Linked DNA regions of Homo sapiens: region 2 is linked to region 1. The links are chromatin contacts, found by Hi-C in ENCODE. All regions are on one chromosome and are shown on one strand. Each heading gives the region's core, a stretch centred on a gene start or an enhancer-like site at or near the end of the contact. The rest is flanking DNA. Distances are from core to core; before and after follow the strand shown.

Region 1 (2,708 bases), core at 78-2,577:
ATTTGACCTTGGGAGTCAATAACTATGTCGTTCAGCATTGAATGCCCAGTGCTGAGCACAGTGGCTGGCACATGCAGGAACCTGATAGGTGTTTGTTGGGTGGATGAGGGAATGAGAGAGATGCAGCATGCAACAGGCAGCTTTACTGACCACCTGTGTATGTTGTCCATGAAACCCTATTCTTTTTTTTCCAGTCAGCTTTGAATCTGACTCATCATTGCACTTAATCCTGCAGCAGTCTGCAGCAGACTTCACATTCCATAGGATCTTCTAAATGATTCCATCTACCAAATCAGATTTAATAAGGCTGGCAAAATGTGGTGCTGTGTGGGGTCAATGGGGTGCCACTGTGGCCTTTTGTGGTTTCTTTCTCTTTAAGGGTGGCCACAGCCTGATAAGGCATTTATAGCATTGATGTCCATTCTAGGTCCCTGCTCAAGGGACACAAAGCCATGACCTGGAAAGTTCTGGACATTTTGGGAAGAGTTTTCAATAAGCTTCATTGGAGATTTGGCACCCACTTTAATGAGCTCCAGAAGACCTTTGAGATGATCTTAGAATTGGCCATTATGTCAGTTGGGAGCATGTGGTCTCAGTGAGTTCTCTTTGAAAATTTGCTATTTGACTCTAGCTTTGATTAAGGACTTTAGAAAACAGGAGTTCAGGAACTGAGCACCTCGAGGCTAATTTAGAGTATAACAGTTTGGGAGATCTTGAAACTCAGCCTGAGAAAACCCCAGGGGAAAACATGATGGCCGTCCTTATTTCACCAAAGGAAAGATAATGGCTCTGGTAGGACATGGCTGCCCTATTCTAAAGCATCCTCCACAGAACTGTGGCCAGTCTAGATTAATTTTGTAAGAAAAAAAGGCCAATAGCAGCTGGATCATAAGATTTGGAGAGATTTCATCTTGCTCTGGACCATTCAAAACATCCCCACCCCCTTTGCTGTTTCCCATTGCTCCTACCTCTGCATTCAAGCATCTGTAACAGGAAATAAGTGAAAGGATTTGGCTGGTCATGTAGTAGAACTTACTATGTATCACATGAGCCCTGCGCACTGGGAACACTGGGCTTGTAATTAGATTCAGTAACAAGCTTACTGTCACTTTTCTGTGGAAATGTTTGAGTGAGAAAGCAGCAGGTCCAAAGTGCTGAGGGTTCTTGTATTTAGTCCATGCAGTAACAGCTAAAATAGCCCCCACCCCCAGGTGGAGTGAGTCTCAGGAACCTCCCTGGATGGGCCTGGATGGATGAACTCAGTGTTCCTGTCAGCTCCCAGAGGGCCCCTTGGGCTGAGAGCACCGCACATGTGGTGTTGTGAACGGGCTGGCAGCCACTCGCGCTGCACTCCTAATGGCACCCTGTTTGCCACAGCCCTAGCCAGAAGCTGTGTCACAGCTTCCCCCTGACCTCCTTCCTTCCAGACCTCATACACAGTCATGCAGAGGGCCCCTCAAAGTCAGTTCCACTGACCTTTTGAAAGGTTTTCAAGATTGCTGTCATATGGGGAAAAACATGCAAACTTCAAGCTTGGTTCTCCAGGACACCCTCTTAGAAATGACTCACGCCCTTGTGCAGAGAGGACCTTATTTCTCCAGTTCCTCCTGGTCTGACCTCCTCATTCTAGTGAGCCACTAACAGCAGGGCTCAGTGCACTCTGTGGCCATGAGAAACAGGAAAACAGAAATAAATGGGCTTCTCATTTTTGGGTGAAACCCTGGGTTCTTGCAGTTTCCCCTGAAATAGATCCAGGTCACATGCTCAGTGTTGTCATGAAACTGAAATCAGAGGTAGGGAAAGTCCAGATGTTTGTTCTCCACCAGAGAAAAAAAAGGGCGGTTCTCTTTACCTCATTTTCTAAATAATCTTCCTAAAAACAACAAACAAAAAAGTGACATTTGATGGGAAGGCATGTCTTATAATGAGCACAATTCTCCTCACTGGTCTTGAAGCCCAAGGCTATAAACAGAGTCATGGCTAGGGAGCTACAGAATATTAGCTCATGTGGGAAAAGGAAGGGAGCTGTTGGCTAGAACTTTGCTTCATGTGGGGAAAGCATAAAAATATTGTGGGCAGACTTCAGCTTTGTGTCCCCTGGTAAGTTTGACTCATTAGAACAAAACAAGACAAAAAAAACAAAAAACAAAAAACAAAACTCAGTGCTTTGTTTCTCTGGAGGTCTTGGTGACTTTGCAACCAAAACAAAAACAACCCTAGCTGGAGGCAAGCTGCCCAGCCCTGGGGGTGGCCTCCCACCCCGATAAAGCAGGGGACTTTTCATGCCAGACCAGACAGCTGAGATTTCTGTTGGCCGTACATGCAGACACATCATTCACTTCCTTCCCTGAGTTTACAGAAGAGCACTCATTGATGAGGCCACTTTGGAGCAGCTAAGAGTGTGAATCTGAATTTATCCCAGTTTCACCATATCAACAGGACAAGGTCACAAGCCGGATATTAATGGAGTGTGGAGGAAAGGAAACCACCAATGCCTGTGTATATGCACACGTGTGTGCGTGTCTGTCTGTGTGTATGTAGTGAAAACTGTAGAAAATCAGCAGTTTATTGTTGCGTTCACATATGACTTTCTGAGCAAGTTAGAATCATTTGTTTCTGGGTCCTCCGTGTTTTTTTTTGTTTGTTTTTGTTTCTCCAGGCTGAAATCTGATACCCGTAAATCTGTCACCTAAATCTTTAACTTCAAA
Region 2 (2,800 bases), core at 235-2,734, 64 kb before region 1:
CTGCAAATCTTTGTGTGGACATCTGTTTTCAATTCTAGTCTAGGGTAGAGTGTAAATTGCTGAGTTGTATGGTAAGTTTGTTTTTAACTTTTTAAGAAACTGCAAACTGTTTTCCAAAGTGGCTGCACAATTATACATTCCCACCAGCAGCGTATGAGGGTTAGGTTTGCCACATGCTCTCCAACATATGTTAGTATCTGTATTTCTGATAATTGCCATTCTAGTGGGCATGAAATGGTATTTCATTATGGTTTTAATCTGCATTTCCTGAATGATCTATAATGTTGACCATCTTTTCGTGTGCTTATTAGTCATTCATAATTTCTTTTGGTGAAATGTCTATTCTAATCTTTTGCCCATTTTAAAATTGAATTATCTTATTATGGAGTTATATATTTATATATCCTAGATACAAGTTCTTTATCAAATATGTGTCTGCAGTTTTTTCCTCGTCATTTTCTTAATAATGTCTTTTTTTCTCTCTTTTTTTAAGAGACAGGTTCTTGCTCTGTCACACAGGCTGGAGTGCAGTGGTGTGATCATAGCTCATTGTAACCTCAAACTTCTGGGCTCAAGTGGTCCTCCCACCTCAGTCTTCTTTTTTTTTAATTTTGACTTTTATTTTAGATACAGAAGATACATGTGTAGGTTTGTTACATGAGTATATTGCACCCAGGTAGTGAGCATAGTACACAATAGGTAGTTTTTCAACCCACTCCCCATCTTTCCACCCAAGTAGTCCATCATATCTATTATTCTCATGTTTATGTCTGTATGTGTTCAGCATTTATTTCCCACTTATAAGTGGGAAAATGTGGTATTTGTTTTTCTGTTCCTGCCTTAATTCGCTTAGGATAATGGCCTCCAGCTCCATCCACGTTGCAATTTTTTTGTAGAGATGAGGTCTCACTGTGTTGCCCAGGCTGGTCTTGAACTCCTGGCCTCAAGTGATCCTCCCACCTTGGCTTCCCAAATAATGTCTTTTGAAGCACAAAAGTTTTGAATTTTGATAAAATTTAAATTATCAATTTTTTATTTTATTGTTTGTGCTTTTCATATCATATCAGTGAAAAATTTACCTAACCTAGGAACTCACAGATTTTTTCCCCTAGGCTTTTTTTTTCCTAAAGGTTGTATAATTTTAACCTCATAGATTTAGGTCTTTGACCCATTTTGAACTAATTTTTATATATATAGTATTAATTTTTATATATAGTAGGAGGTCAGAGTCTAAGTTCATCTTTATGCATGTAGATATCCAATTGTCCCAGCACCATTTGTTGAAAAGATTGTCCTTTCCTCAATTGAATTGCATTGTCATCTTTATCGAAAATCAATTAACCATAAACACACCATTTTATTTTTGGACTCTCAGTTTTGCTCCATTGAGCTATGTGTCTATCCTTATACCACTACCACACTATCTTTGTAGTGAGTTTTGAAATGTGGAAGTGAAATTCACCCAGCTTTGTTATTTTTCAAGGTAATTTGCGATCTTCTGGTGGTTTTGCATTTCCATGTATGTTTTAGGCTCAGCTTGTCAATTTCTGCCAAAAAATTTGCTGGAATTTTGATAGGAATTGCATTAAGTCTGTAGAGCAATATGGGGAGCATTGTCATGTTAGCTATATTGAGTCTTCTAATTTATGAATATGGGATGTTTCTCCATTTATTTGGGTCATTTCATTTTTCTCAGCAGTGTTTTGTAATTTTCAGTGTATAAATCTTACATTTTGGTCATTCATTTTTCACAGAACGAGTATTTGTACAATTTGGATTTTTTCATACAACTGGCACTTAGAAAATTCTGGTGAGGTGGGAATCCAGAGCTTGGAGAAGTATGGCTTCTCAGTGGTCATAATAAAAGGGGCCTGAGACCAGTGGGCAGAAGCTACAGGGAGACAAACTTTGACTCTGTTTAGAGAGCCAGTGTTGTCCTGCTGCAAAAAGGATAGACCTGGAAGATGGTGAGCCCCCTCACTGTCTGTATTTAAACAAGAGCTGTATAATATCATGGTAAGAAGCTTAGAGACCATTCGTTCTCATTTCTGAGCATGCATTGAAATCAGATATGGAACTTCTTTAAATCAAAATACCTCAAACACCCCCTAAACCTACAGGATGAGAAGTTACAGGAGAGACTCTAGACACCTGTACTTTAATTGGTTCCCCAAGATGACTCTGAATACCACAGTATAAGACCTGTCTGCTGTTGAACAGAGTGTTTTATAAATGTGATGGATAATTGGACTTGTATTGTCCCTTCCAACATTGGCATTTTGTAGTGGCATGAGATCTGGATAAAATGAGTGTGGGGCAACTGTAGACATGCCTTAGGTATGTAGGAAACACAAGCAGAGGGATTTTCCTTGGACAAGCAGGCAGGACCTGTGGTTCTGTTTGTGGTGGGCTTCATATCTCATTCGGATGGTTCAGTGCCAATGCTGAATCTCAAGCAATTCTGAAAAAAATCTTCCTAATGGTGCCATGCAGGTCATCTGATTTTAAGTGACCTGAATGCATTAGAGAAATTGAGCAATAAAATCAGTGGCTTGTGTCTCACACTTCAGGTTTAGCCCATTATATGGCAGATACTTATTTCCCATTTTAATGGGAATTTTTAATAGTAAGGTTGCTAGCTCCATGAAACCTGTCTTCCTTGCAGTCTTTTAATTCTTATTAAAAGAAAACTGATAGAGTAAGGTTGCTTACTTTTTGGCCTGTTTACCAATCTACAGTGCCACAAAGATTGATGATGATACATTATATGATGATACTGTTTTATTACTATCATTATGTG

What was found. Hi-C counts contacts between places; a loop is a spot of excess contacts on that map. Pooled maps may share reads with other maps.
Region 2: a pooled map shows a loop between it and region 1 (3-fold over the local background). The contact joins two enhancer-like sites. A Hi-C loop is called at or near these places in 6 of 37 single-sample maps with no recorded cell type and 10 of 50 pooled maps.

Annotation. Positions count from the first base shown.
Region 1 is chrX:46,627,835-46,630,542 of GRCh38, reverse strand. All of the region lies in intron 14 of SLC9A7 (solute carrier family 9 member A7), which reads left to right. Among named protein-coding and RNA genes, the nearest start is that of CHST7, 55 kb to the right of the region's middle. Within about 2 kb of position 1,327, at least 17 of the 41 ENCODE cell types and tissues checked have a DNase peak (open chromatin) inside an H3K27ac peak, as active enhancers do.
Region 2 is chrX:46,691,980-46,694,779 of GRCh38, reverse strand. The region is part of intron 1 of SLC9A7 (solute carrier family 9 member A7); the gene reads left to right. Among named protein-coding and RNA genes, the nearest start is that of SLC9A7, 66 kb to the left of the region's middle. Within about 2 kb of position 1,484, at least 2 of the 41 ENCODE cell types and tissues checked have a DNase peak (open chromatin) inside an H3K27ac peak, as active enhancers do.